Regions from separate parts of the Homo sapiens genome. Here all the other regions are linked to region 2. A link is a contact called in ENCODE Hi-C or POLR2A ChIA-PET data. All regions are on one chromosome and are shown on one strand. Each heading gives the region's core, a stretch centred on a gene start or an enhancer-like site at or near the end of the contact. The rest is flanking DNA. Distances are from core to core; before and after follow the strand shown. Region 1 overlaps CTNNBL1 (catenin beta like 1). Region 2 overlaps TTI1 (TELO2 interacting protein 1). Region 3 overlaps CTNNBL1 (catenin beta like 1). Region 4 overlaps CTNNBL1 (catenin beta like 1).

What was found. Hi-C counts contacts between places; a loop is a spot of excess contacts on that map. ChIA-PET counts read pairs that join two places held with the same protein, here RNA polymerase II (POLR2A). Pooled maps may share reads with other maps.
Region 1: a loop to region 2 is called in a map of GM12878, with 4 times the contacts of the local background. The contact joins two enhancer-like sites. A Hi-C loop is called at or near these places in 1 of 168 maps with a recorded cell type or tissue (GM12878), 15 of 37 single-sample maps with no recorded cell type and 7 of 50 pooled maps. POLR2A ChIA-PET finds 5 or more read pairs at or near these places in 1 of 52 experiments (RWPE1).
Region 3: a map of IMR-90 shows a loop between it and region 2 (2.4-fold over the local background). The contact joins two enhancer-like sites. A Hi-C loop is called at or near these places in 1 of 168 maps with a recorded cell type or tissue (IMR-90) and 4 of 50 pooled maps. POLR2A ChIA-PET finds 5 or more read pairs at or near these places in 5 of 52 experiments (B cell, MCF 10A, Panc1 and 2 more).
Region 4: a loop to region 2 is called in a pooled map, with 3 times the contacts of the local background. The contact joins two enhancer-like sites. A Hi-C loop is called at or near these places in 7 of 50 pooled maps. POLR2A ChIA-PET finds 5 or more read pairs at or near these places in 3 of 52 experiments (BJ, H1 and PC-9).

What each region holds. Positions count from the first base shown.
Region 1 is chr20:37,802,606-37,805,729 of GRCh38, reverse strand. It overlaps CTNNBL1 (catenin beta like 1), which reads right to left. Exons shown (of 16, transcript NM_030877.5): 11 at 2,682-2,863. Among named protein-coding and RNA genes, the nearest start is that of VSTM2L, 99 kb to the left of the region's middle. Within about 2 kb of position 1,654, at least 5 of the 41 ENCODE cell types and tissues checked have a DNase peak (open chromatin) inside an H3K27ac peak, as active enhancers do.
Region 2 is chr20:37,989,371-37,993,032 of GRCh38, reverse strand. The region is part of intron 7 of TTI1 (TELO2 interacting protein 1); the gene reads left to right. Among named protein-coding and RNA genes, the nearest start is that of TTI1, 42 kb to the left of the region's middle. RefSeq lists an enhancer at 2,369-2,448. Within about 2 kb of position 2,337, at least 24 of the 41 ENCODE cell types and tissues checked have a DNase peak (open chromatin) inside an H3K27ac peak, as active enhancers do; they include IMR-90, where a contact is called at or near this core.
Region 3 is chr20:37,820,564-37,823,803 of GRCh38, reverse strand. The region is part of intron 11 of CTNNBL1 (catenin beta like 1); the gene reads right to left. Among named protein-coding and RNA genes, the nearest start is that of VSTM2L, 81 kb to the left of the region's middle. Within about 2 kb of position 1,608, at least 3 of the 41 ENCODE cell types and tissues checked have a DNase peak (open chromatin) inside an H3K27ac peak, as active enhancers do; they include IMR-90, where a contact is called at or near this core.
Region 4 is chr20:37,737,315-37,740,818 of GRCh38, reverse strand. It overlaps CTNNBL1 (catenin beta like 1), which reads right to left. Exons shown (of 16, transcript NM_030877.5): 3 at 3,335-3,441. Among named protein-coding and RNA genes, the nearest start is that of CTNNBL1, 45 kb to the right of the region's middle. Within about 2 kb of position 1,903, at least 3 of the 41 ENCODE cell types and tissues checked have a DNase peak (open chromatin) inside an H3K27ac peak, as active enhancers do.

The DNA of each region.
Region 1 (3,124 bases), core at 405-2,904, 190 kb after region 2:
TCCCTGAGAAAGAGACATCAAAACTAAGGACCAGGCCGGACACAGTGGTTCCTGTCTATAATCTCAGCATTTTGGGAGGCCAAGGTGGGCGGATCACTTGAGGTCAGGAGTTCGAGACCAGCCTGGCCAACATGGTGAAACCCCATCTCTACTAAAAATACAAAAAGTAGCTGGGTGTGGTGGTGGGCGCCTGTAGTCCCAGCTACTCATGAGGCTGAGGCAGGAGAATCGGTTGAACCTGGGAGGCAGAGGCTGCAGTGAGCCGAGATCGCATCACTGCACTCTAGCCTGGGCAACAGGCCAGGGAAAAAAAAAAAAAAGGAAAAAAAAAAACAAAAAACAAAACTAAGGACTAAGGACAACTAAAAGATAGCCAGGCAGACAGGGTGGAGAAAAATCACTGCACATGGAGGGAAGAGCATGCTGGAAGCCCGGGGGCAGGAATGAGCTGGGCATGCCCACCAGTATTCCTGATGGTCTGAGGCCACTGTGCTCTAGCTTAGCACACAAATCTGGCCCACTTACGTGAGAAGGGCTGGCACTCGGAGGCCAACAAAGAGCACAGTCTTACCCAGAGGACAGGACAAAGAAACCCTGCACAGTGCGCACTGCTCTGCTCTGCCTCCATTCTCACTCTGCCATTCATGGCCGAAGGCCGGTTTGTAGGAGTGGCAGCAGCTGGCAGGGGTGGCAGGAGTGGAGGGCTGTGCTTTCTCCTTGGAGTTCACTTCTGCTCTCTGGGTACTGGTCCGCTCAGGATGCAGAGCTCATCCTCCCCAGCCATTACAGCCTGAACATGCCTTCTAGGAGACGTCTTACCAAGCCATTGCCCTCACTAACATAATGTTATCACATGCCTAATGCGGTTACTCTAAAGCAAATGGACTGTTACCAGCACGCCACCGGGCACATTTTTCAGAAGAAAAGCAGCTGCTCACTGAATCTGTCACTTCCTCCTCTTCTCAGTGCCATGACCGCAGAGCAGGAGCCTGCTAAGGGCTGTTTTCCTTCACACTCTGTTCCAGCACACTCAAGATGCAGCCTCAGGTCTCTCAGTGGAACCCAGCAGGTCAGCCACAGCATCCACCCTGAGGAGCTTCCTGGCTCACAGGCAACCCTGACAACCAGGGCTTGTTCCTGAGAATCTGAAGGTGTGGCTATCAGAGCTTCTAGTTCACTAGTCCACTTCCCTCATCTTACAGACCAGAAAGGAAAATGCAGTGAAGGGAAGTTAAGCCAAGGTTCCAAAGTCGCACACCTAGTTAGCTGTAGAACCCACAGCTCGGCTGCCTTCCCAGTTCATCTCCTCTAAAAAAAAAAATAAGGATGCCACCAATACTTCATAGGTTGTGAGTTTTAAATATGATAGCGAATAGTGCAGCCGGGCCAGGAAAGTGGCAGGCTTTCACTAAATGTTGACTGTCTGAAAAGTTTATCTCCTAGACCTCCAGGACCCCCTCCATTCCCTCTCCCAGGGACTCATTTTGCTGAATTTTCAGTGGGGAAAATCTAGCACGGGGTTAACATATTTATAGCTAGTGTTTGGTCAAAATGAGTTAAACTGAAGTCTCTACTTGTTCTCAGGTCTCTAGGCCACAGTATTTGCAAGGCCAGTTCCTCTTTTGCTCCAGCCAGATTTCCTGTTGTCTCTGGAGAGTTGATTTGATAGAGAAGATATCACTGAAGATAACCACTGAAGGTAGGTCACACCACCTTCCCTTTAGCCACTCCAAGTTGGGAGAGACTAAGCCAAGTCAACTGGAAAAGAGAGAGGCGGGAGTTCTCAAACTTTCGTCTATGAGGATGAGGAATGCAAAAGATCCTGCAGATACCCATGCCAATTCCACCAAGCACTGACAAAAAAAAAAGCCTCCTAAACCATGGGACGAACATTGCTTCTGAGAAAACAGCCAAATGAGCCAGTCAGCTCAGCTTCTGCTCCTCTCTCAACACACTACCTCCCCACTCCTCTCCACCCGCTCCCCACACTTTAAAATAACCATCCAACCATGTAAATTCCCTGGTGCAAGTGTCTGCCAGCCTCCAGCAGAACTGTCAATGCTCATAAATCCCTGGCCTTCCAGATTGCACTGTGGCTATTTACTGGGGAGAGGGCTGCAGCAGGCCACTAGACAACAGCAGGAAGAGACTGGCCTAGCAGTAACTACTCTGGTTACAGCGTCACAATTCATGGCAGCATTTTGCTGGGAGCGTGCACCATCAGGGAGGAGAAACATAAAAGGGGAATCTGGGCTATAAATAGTTTATTTCGGCAATTCCTGATGTTGGCTGAATCATACTTTAGTACAGAAATACATGAAAGCACCACTCTGGAGGTGACATGTGTTGCCACCTCATTACTCTTTTCAAAAGGGTCTTCCATCAGAGAGACACCTCGCTACAAATTATAGTGAAGAAAACAAAACCCTCACACACAGACTTATTAACAGTCCAGAAGGAAATGGAATGACCAGGATTCAAACAAGCAGAGAACTGGTGCAACAAAGGCTATCAGTGACCTGGGGTCTCTTTTTCATTCATGAAAAATAAGAAAATAGTAAGAAAAAGGTAGCACTCTTCCCCTCTATCCCCCAAACACGTCAGAATTTTTCAAAGTAGTTCACATTTCCCTATTTCTCCTAATGCACCTAAATTAGGCTGACTCCTCCAGTGAACCCTACCTTCATGTTCCTTCTCAGTGGTTCCCACTTTCTTGATCTTCCTGGGAGATTTCATAAAGAGGGGAAAGATGGTTCGTAAGCCAAGAATGTCAACAAACTTATGGCAGTTGTCTGTGCCTTCGGGGCCAATCATGGCATGGTCCAGCACTTTCAGGGCACTGCTCCGGGAGATCTTCTTTTCCCTGTGAACAAAAGAGGTTTCAGATAAGGTATTTCATGGGGAAATTATAGAGCTTAAAAAAAAAAAAGGGTATTTGCTGCCGTACACATTATACATCTAAATGGAAATATTACATACTTGTTAACAATTAGGAGAAGACGTCTACAATAGGGTGGACAAATTCTTACAGTCAGAATGATAAACACAAAAGGCAATACTCAAAATTCTTTATGAAGCATTACCACAATTACACATGAAAAATGTACATTAAAAGTGACTGGAA
Region 2 (3,662 bases), core at 1,088-3,587:
GGGCTTAGCATACCAGGAGCTAAAAATAAGACAGTGTCCCTGAGGGTAGGCGTTGGATTACAGACAACAGGTCAGATCAGCCACACCCCCATCTCAGCCAACTGCAGTGGCAAACTTTGCTGATTGAAATTCTCAGTCTCCAGGATGTCTCCCGGCATGCCCTGGGCCTTCACAGTTCTGTGCCTTTCTGTCCAGGTAGCTTTTGCCTCCTGTACGTGAAAGGAATTTGAAAAGAGAGCATACACCCCAAATTTCTGTTTGTCCTTCAAGTCCATACATGTACTTAGCCTAGTTGAACTCCATTAAAACCATACTCCTTGGGCCAATCTCTTAGCAGACTCTGAGACTCCCTGGCTTTTGCAGTGAGGTTTTATATCATCCAATGAGCCTTTTACCCTGGGCTAAAAGGAAACAAAACTAGACAATACTTTTCAAATTTTTGAAAAGATGAAGTCAGGCCGTGTGCTGTGGCTCACGCTTGTAATCCCAGCACTTTGGGAAGCTGAGGTGGGAGAATCACCTGGGCTCAGGAGCTCCAGGCCAGCCTGGGCAACATAGCGAAACCCTGTCTCTACTGAACATATAAAAATTAGCCAGGCGTGGTGGTGTGCACCTGTTGTCCCAGCTACTTGGGAAGCTGAGGCAGGAGGATCACCTGAGCCTTGGAAGGTTAAGGCCATAGTGAGCCGTGATCACACCACTGCACTCCAGCCTGGGCAACAGAGTGAGACCCTGTTTCAAAAAAAAAAGAAGAAGATGAAGTCAGTGCCCAACAAGTCTCATAATAGAAAAATAAAGCTTTTAGGATGCTTGGCCTCCACCCCCAGTCCTACTCCCACCTGCTAACCCCAGAGCCCAGATAGGGATGCAGGGTGCCAGCAGGTGGTGACCAGCTGGTGTACCTTCTGGCCACGCAAGTCCTGGATGCTGTTATTGCTGTAGCCCCTGATGGGGCGCTGGGGAGGTTGCCATTCCAGCTCCCTCTGCCTCGCCATTGTGTGTGAGAGAAAAAGTAGCAGTCTTGCTTTGGACAAACCGAGGTTCAGATCTTACTGGCCATGTGACCTTGAGCAAATGATTTAGCTTCATTTCATTTTCTTCCTCTGTAAACTGGGGGTGATGAAAACTCCATTCTCATAGGGTGCTTGTGGATGAATCACGTTAGTATGTCCAAGGAGTCTCCAGGTACTGTTCTAGGGACTGGAATTAGAGGGAACAAGATAGGGGCCTCTACCCTCTGCTTATGTTCTGAAGGTATATTTACATCTGTGTACACACCTATGTGGGGTACATGTATGTAAATTTCCCAAATATGTTATACATGATGTGTATGTTACTCATACACATAGACACTGGCCACAGAATTTCTAGTTGTAAGCCTGCTTCATCCTTACTAAAATCTGAACTGGGGATTTCACCTCAAAAGGATCTTTTTCATGTTAATTGTGCCACCACTGTTTGCAGAAGTCAGGACCGGGTTTGAAGGTTCATTTACAGACTGACTTCCCTGCTCTCTTTCTAGCAGTAGGATCCCATCCCATCAAAGAACCAGCTGGTGCCTTCAAACCCTGGACGAACACAGACCGGCACAGGCTCATTCATTTCATCCCTGTCAGAGCCCCAACTCCTCTCTTTACCCACACATGAGCCTATTATATTTGAACGGATGAGGAGCCACAGAGGTGATCCATTAGTTCAGCTGAGCTTGAAATTAGTAGCTCATCCCCTTAAATGGTGTGGGCAGTTTGGCTGAGCTTGGACTGCAAAGCTGTTCCCCCTTGGATTGCACCCAGCATGGAAATGAGGACACACCTAATATTTTTTCCTTTTGACACTTGATTAATAGTTGACAAATCCAAACCCAAGTAGTTAGCTTTCCTATTATCCATCTTTTGACAGGCATTGCTGGTTTTCTTTTTGAGTCCCATTGTTCTAAAAATACACTCAGATCTGGAGCTGTTCACTGTGCATATATAGGCCTGATTTCATGGTGTCAAAGATAAGAGACATCTGGCAGGCAGATTACAAACAAAGTGGGTTGCTGGGTTTCAGAACTGAAGGCAGGGACCTCTGGGCTACTTAAATCTACTTAAATTCAGTGCTGCCAATTCTGTCCCTTCTTCCTTGGTGTTGTCATGTCACTGATAACCTGCCAGGGTCAACCATCTTACCACCCGGTAGGAAAGCCAAGCGTGGGGTGTGTGTGCACAGTGCATGCCGTGCCAGGTTGGGAGCAGAATGTTCTCGATGACAGATCGAGCCTGGTCGCAGCACCGCCTGCACAAAGTGGGTTTTGGTCATCAGAGGCTGTGGTCGACCACAGGGTAGTCATTTCCTCATTCTGCAGGCTCTGTCATCCCTCTCGAACACCTCAGAGGCGTGGAAGTAAATGTTGTCTCAGTACTGAGTAAATAAAGTAGCCAGGGAGATGATCTCTATTTGTCTTATTGTATAGATGTATTTTAAAAGATTTTTATTGGGTCTCTTATGATGAGCCAAGTGCTGTGTTGAGAGTTGAAGATTTTCAGAGATAACTACCAAGGCCTCACATTGTTGTTCAATAACAAGATAACCTTGGCAAATTAATTCACTTCTCAAAGTCTCTGTTTTCTCATCTATAAGACCGAAAAAAGCATGTATGTTATTTTGCTTATTTCACCTACTACAATGACGACAAGGATTCAGTAAAGTCAGGTAGCACAAAATACCACCACAGAGTAAAAGTCACTAAATAGTAGTTGTGAATCATTATTTAAATTTCTTCTTATTCCGAAAATGACTTGGAACATCTTATAAATTGTTTGCAACAAAGAAAAAAGGAAGGAAGTGAAGAAATTTTTTAAATGGAAAAATAACAGCAAAAACAAGATGAGACCGAGTTGAGGTTAATATAGACAATACAGTTAGAGCCCTGCACCCTTGCTAGAGAGGAGCTTTCAGAGTGGCTCTGTGCTTCCTGACAGACAGCAAAGAGGAAAATGGTACAGGAAGTACCTGAATAAGAGTTTTTAAAAAGAAAAGGAAAGAAAGCTTTTCAGAAAGAAGCATGGCTTTCCTTATTACTGACGCTTGAGGAAAATTTCTCTGTGGGTCATCTTAAAAGAACACTGGGTACTGTTGTGACTAATATCCTCAACGTCCTTGCAGTAAATACAGAAGGACATTTCCTAGAGCTGTTTCTGAAGGCATCCGTGAGTGGAGGCTGCTGGCTTAGTGCCAGAGCACAGGTTACAGGAAAACAGTTCAGGCAGGAGGTGGGCAAGCCTACCTAGGCTGCTATGAAGATGTCTTTATCTTCAAGGGTACATACCTTCCAGGGAGGGGCAGGAAACAATGTGGCCCGAGAGTGCAGCCAGCTGGGGGAAAGGTCCGAGTCAGCCCTCATAGTGCTCAGCACAGAATGCCACTTTGAAATCTGTGCCCAATACACTGTCGTGGGATCTAGGCTTGCAGGGTTCCTGGAGGCAGGAGAACTGGCCAGATGGAAAGGGCTGCTTTTAAATCTCGCCCCAGTGGGATGTAAACCCTCCTAGATTCTGGCTTATTTTTGAATTGTCTATAACAGATTGGACCTCTCAGCGCCATATCCTTTTAAATATGCACAAAGCAATGGAATCATTCCTCTGCATTTATGATACTTTATCTTGTGGCACTTCAGAGGT
Region 3 (3,240 bases), core at 359-2,858, 170 kb after region 2:
ATGTCTTTGTTCTTCCATTTCCCCACTGTCCAAGCATCAACCTACCCTGGTGCAGGAGAGCCGAACACCACAGTCCCAATGCAAAGAAGGTGTTCACACTCCTCTGAAAATCCTCCCTGGATGCCTGCTTTAGACAGAAATTCAGTTGGTGGGGGAGGGGGCCTGTTTCCAGGGCCTTCCAGCAATGATCTAAACCTACCTCTTCACTGCTTTCATCTTACTCGACAGTCCTGCCTTTCTGCTCTTCAAACAGCCGCTCCCTCCTCCTCCTATTCTTCCCACATTAAGCAGCAAAGTCCTCCTTGAAGCTACTGCAGCCTCACCAACTGTTGAGCTCCACACACACTCACACTCCCTCCAGGCTCCAGGGCTTCAGCTGATTTCCACAGAAACCAGAAAAACTTGCTGCAGACCCAAGGCGGCCTTATGTTCACTTTCTTGAAATCTGATTTCTTGACCCTTCTTCCTTCAGCCAGTCAGGCGGCAGTTAGAGGACAGGAGGAATTTCAGCGCTGCACTGACATAGCTCTTTCTTTTCTAGTCTCAGACTAACAAATGAAACCATCCTATAATCTTTCATGCTCAGAGACTACTGGAAAAACAGGCAGTCATCTCTGTAGTGAAAATGCTTCAGGACCACATTCTAACAGGGATCAGACTCATCACAGAGAGGAGATAAAATAACCCAGTTAATCCTAAAGAACATATGGCATTTGTGAAGAATGAGTCCATGCTGTTTTATTAACCGGGTACAATCAACAATATATATTGGCAAATATATTAAGTACTTTGTTGCCATCGTCATTTTCTCCAAAGTTAATCTTTCTATACACCCAGTGCAACCATTTTAGAATTGTACAAATAAAGAACTAAGGGCCTGCAAAATCTGCGTGCCTTTCCAGACAGGTCTTTCTGAGGAGCGAAAAACCATTTATTAGCACTGTGTGCTGGATTCACATGCTGGGTGCTTCATATACTCTTTCTCACTTAATATTCATGACCACCCCTGGAGTGAATTATTCTCCCCATTGTACAGATGTGAAAAAATAAGGCCCAGAGAGGTTATGAGCCTTACCCAAGTTTTCAGAGCTACTGAGAGCCAGAGAGTCTTTGATCTCACTTCATGAGCCAGCTTTCTCCCTACCATCCTAAATCTGCCTTCCTAGTGGTAAACTAAATTTACTAGCACCCAACTTTCCAGGGCGCTGCTTAGCAGAATGAGTTGTGAGAAATAAGCAGAGAGTCCATTTTGAACAAAGCTATAAACTGAAACTCCAATGTCCCTTTGCTTTATATAAAACAGATGGTTTCTGGCAAAAACTAACTTCAAAGTTATTTCTGTGAAACAAATTCTACTTGTCTGCCACTATGGAATCCAAGATGCATTCCCAAGGAAAGAGCTCTCCAGCCCGCTTCATCATAAATATTTGGTAAAAGGGAATGACGGGCAGCCAAGGCAGATGCTGGGCATGGCTGCAAATCAGCAGCAGTGTGTCCTTGCTGGCAGCAGTATTCCATAACTCCCCTCAGCCTGGCCATGTCATCTTCTCTGTTCAGGGAAGACACCCACACCACGGCCACAGGAATTCTTCCTGCTCCTAGGCAGCCTCTGACATCACCCTGGTAGCCTCTAGAAACTACGTGTGGTAGAGTTAGACACACGCTGGCACAGGAAGCAGAAAATACAGATTTATTCTCTAGCATGATACTAATAAGCACAGTAATAATCAGAAAGGCACACTTCCTTTCTGGGACTTAGTTTCCCCAACTGTCTATTGAACAGTCCTGAGATCTGGAAGATCTCAACAGCTATAAAATTCTTCCCTTTCTCTATGACAGTGGTTCTCAGTTGGGGGTTGTGCAGGGGGAGGGGTGGGAGGATTCCACTGTTTGAGATATTCTGCAATTTTTATGTGTGTGTTTGTGATGACTGACTGGGGGTTGCTACTGGCATCCAGCTGTGGCAAGAGGCCAAGGATGCTGCTGAACACTCTACAATATGAAGGGGAGCCCTCCACAACAAAAAATTATCTGGTTCTAAGTGTCAATAGTGCCAAGGGTGAGAAAATCTGATCTAAGTTACTTCTGGCATCTAACAGTATACAGCTGAACTATCAATAGATTCTATTGCTAACATACATATTCCAGCTAGGAAAATGCCTAAATCCAAGGCTCTTGCTCATATCAGTCATTGATTTTATAAATTAAAAATTCCACATGAGGTAAAATTACATGATGTCTAAGGTTGCCTTAAAATATTACAAGAAAAAAAGAGAGGAGGGGAACAAACAAGACTGGCAAAACGTTATTCACTGAAGCTGAGTGATGGGTACATAAGGATTCAATATATAATTTTCTCCACCTTTGTATATTTCTGAAATTTTCCCTAATAAAAAGATTTATTTTTTCCTTTTGATTAAGTCTGTTTAAAGGGATATAAAGGACAAAAGGGATTCCTATCCACCCCCACGCGTAAGGCATAGTTCTTGCCTAGCGGAGCTCACAGCTGAGTGGAAACAAGCAAGCCAACCACCACTGTACAAAACGGATGCTGTCGGGAGCATAAGAAAGGAAGCAGTCTCAGAACAGAAATGGAAAATCAGGAGAGGCTTCAAGGAGGAAGTAGGATGAGGGAGATTTCTAAGAGTAAGTAATCAGTCTTACAGAGATGTGGGTAAAAGAGCATCTCAGTCAGGGGATGCATCCAATGTCAAGATGTGGAGGAGAGAAAAGAGTAACACCAGGAGGGGCTTCCCTAGTTTAGGCTAGGTGGAAACAGGGCAGGGGATGAGCAAGGTGGTACCGGCAAGAGAAGGCCAAAGGGGCAGGTCTTCTGTCATGCAAAAGTCTAGATTTTACCCTAGATCTGTATTAAGAAGACCTGAAAGGATTATGCAGCAAAATCACGTGATCTTATTCATACTTTACAGCCACCAGAGGCAGTTCATTTGTGTATTAGTTCACATTCACGCTACTATAAAGATACTACCTGAGACTGGGCAATTTACAAAGAAAGGAGGTTTAACTGATGGACAGTTCTGCCTGGCTGGGGAGGCCTCAGGAAACTTACAATCATGGCAGGAGGTGAAGGGGAAGCAAGCACCTTCTTCACAAGGTGGCAGGAGAGACAGAGAGAGCGCGTGGGGGAAGCCGCCACTTTTAAACCATTGGATTTCGTGGGAACTCCCTCATTATCACGAGAAGAGATTGGGGGAAACTGGCCCCAAGATCCAATCACCT
Region 4 (3,504 bases), core at 654-3,153, 250 kb after region 2:
AAATCTAAGACACCATTTGCCTTTTTCACTCTCATTCTTTCAGGAGTGTACAATGGAGTTTTCTGAAGGGCTCCATGACATGATGACATCACTGCCCTGATGGCTAATGAAATGTGTGCTTGTCTATTCTTGTATTTGCCAGAATTTTCTAAGCACTTTGGGATATTCAATAATTTAAGAGTACAAGGAGATCCTGAGACCAAAAAGGTTGAAAATCAGTAAACTAAGTAATTCTGTCCCTGCAAAAATGAAGAGAAGAACTATTAAAGGACTTTCTAGGGAAACAGCACACTCTAGTCAATGTGGTGTTTAGGAGAAAGATCAGGCAGTGCAAATTGGAGGGTGCATAAGGAGAACTGTCAACTGAATCTCAAATGCAGTCAAATGAAGAGAGGCATTTTTGGGTATGCGATCAAAATGACAATTGGATATATGGGAAAATAAATTTGAATGTTTCTGATCTCAACCGGAAAGTTTCATCCGAATACACTCTAGCAATTTTCATCTTAATTTCACCTCGCTGATCTAGAGAATTACGAAAGACACTGCACCAGTGAGAATTCAAGAACTCAAGGTTAAAACACAATGTAGTTTCCTAACTGCTTTTCGACATGAAAAAAAAAAGTTCTTTATGCACAATTTCAATTTTCATATGCTCAGATTTTAAAACTAAAATAGTATATACATTTTGTCTGAATGGAAAACACTACCGATTTTTTTAAATAAAATCACATTGTCTTAAACCCAGTTAATGAACTGTAACACTAAGGTACCTAAGATGTAGATGGTGAACATAACCTGCAGAAACTCTGCTCCAAATTGAGAGACGTGTATCTACCAAGCGGGCGAAGGAAATACTGGTGTTCAAAGAAGTAAACTGAATTTCTTAAATTTCCAGTATCATTACCCGCAGCATAGCTTCCTCATAATGTATCCTTAGGTTCAAGCAATGGGGATGTAATAAAGACGACAGGGACTACATGAGCTCTCTCATGTTTACTGAACACCTACAGCAAGGCAAGTACTGTGGTAGGCACTAGAGACAAACAAGACACCGTCCATCTCCTAAAAGGAACAGAGTCTAATGCAGGAACCACTGAGTACAGAAATAACAACAAAACAAATGGCAAAGATGTTAAAGACTGATCACATGCATTGTGGGCAAGAACACAAGAAAAGAGATGCTGCTGCTGGGGGGAGAATTTAAAAATACAGTGAGAAAATTGGCAGTAGCTATCATTAAAATGTACATACCCTTCAATCTGGGAATTCAAAATTTAGGTATCTATCCTATGGAAATATATGCACACAAAGACACATGTACAAGTAGGTTCACTATAGCATTTTTCATAAAAGCCGATTTTAAAATAATCAAATGTCCATTAATAGAAAATAATTAAATAAGTCATGGTATTTCCAAACCATGAAATACTATGCACCAATTAAAAAAACACAAGGTAGATATGCATGTACCACCTGGACAGATCTGTTAGATGACCCAAAAAATCAAGGTGCAGAATATGCACAGTATGATTTAAGTAGAAACAAATACATTTGCATAATTAACTGTTCACAAGGTTCCTCTAGGCAGAGGAATGGAAAGGGATCAGAGTAGTGAAGGAAAACTTTCATTTTTCACTCTACTCATGTACCACTGGTATTTTCAGAATGACAATCTATTCATGCATTACTTGTGTAATTACACACACACACACACACACACACACACACACACACACAGTGCTCCTGTATGGTGGAGATCAGTACAAAACCTGATAGGACTCTAATGCTGGATAAGCTGGGCCCTGATCTATTAATAGCTACTCCTACTATCAAAGAGGGCTGTGGCCCTAGGCCCAGTAACCACATTCTCCCCACTCTGCCTTCTCATCCACAGCACAGGGACAACATAGTTGACCACGCTGGCCTCTCTAGGTTGCCATGAAGACTCTGTGCCCGCTGACACCTCTGTGCCTTTGTTCATGCTCCTCATATTGCCTGGCATGCCTTCCTGTGTTCTTTTCCGCCTAATAAAAATGAATCTTCAAGGCCCAGCTCAACTACTATCTTTTCTGTGACACCCTCAATAGCCCCCAACTTGGTATTTACTGTTTCTTCTCCTATTATATCTCTTTTAAAGTGTCTGTTTCCTTCTACCTTGCCTTTATAGTCAGTCTCCCTAGTAACCTAAAAACTTGAGTGCAAAGCCTGTACTACTCAATTGTTAATTGCCTGGGGGCCTTGGGCATATTAAGATTCATTAAAATTGTATGTCCTGGGAGGGACAAAGATAGGGAAAGAAAGAGAGGTTTAGAACATTAAAATCGTATAAATGTGAAAGTCCCCTTGGTTAGGATTCAAGACTGACTGAAAGATGCCAGATTCCTCACATAGCACTTCATAGTGCACCAAGGTGCCAGTGTAGTAAAACTCACGTTAACTATCATCTCATGGGCACCTACTATGTGCCAGGTACTAAGCTAAACACTTACATTATTCTCCTTTAATCTTCATACAACCCTGTGAGGAAGGCATTATTTCCTTATACAGATGAGACACCCAAGGCTAAGAAAGGGGAAGTAACTTATTCAAAGGGATGTGTGTATCACACCAATATCTGTCTAACTTCAGAGCCTCTGAAATGATCTCCACAGTAAAGCTATCACTAACGGCAGGCACGATCAGTCTTCTTTGGGCACTGAAAAGAATAATGCAGGAGAGTTAATATGTTAACTGCGGGGCTGATCTTGAAAAGGGCTAGCTTACAAGGCTGGCCCTAGGCTGGCAGCCAGGAATTTGGCTTTTGAAATGTTCCCTAAGTGATAAGGTTGCTGCTTTGTCAGCCCGGGGCACTGAACAGCTGCTTTCCTTCCAGGAGCCTACAATTTTGGTTGTTATTGTTATTACAGGCAGAGAATGCCTACATGACCAGTCCTCCATAAAAACCCTGAACTCAGAGTCTGAAATGGGCTTCCCTGGACAGCATCACTGCACACATGTTGATGCATTTCATTGCTGAAGAAAGAAGCATGTTTGTATAATCCCACCCACTGGGAAGGAGAAAACATAGGAAGCCTGTATCTGAATTTCTCCAGATGCCACCTGATGTGTCTTTTTCTCTTGCTGATCCTGTTGTGTGCCCTGTGTAATAAACCACAGCCCTGAGTATCACTGACTTTGAGTCCTGGGAGTCCTTCTAGTGAATTCCCAAACATGGGGGTCATCCTGGGATTCCTGGCCCAAATCACAAAAGCCAAAACAAACCAAAATCAAAACAAAATTAGCCAACGAAACGCCACAGAGGAGACATGGTATCAGTGGAACAGAACCTTACTTCTCTGGATTGTCTGGAAACTTAATCCGCAATTCTTGGTTTTTATATGATCTCTTTTCAAATGTGAGGATCATTTTCTTCACTGAGCTTTCATCCAATGGCTCCTCCTGGTACAAAGAGACAAATGCAAAAACTTCAGTCCACAGGGGTTTCACATTCATTGTCACTAC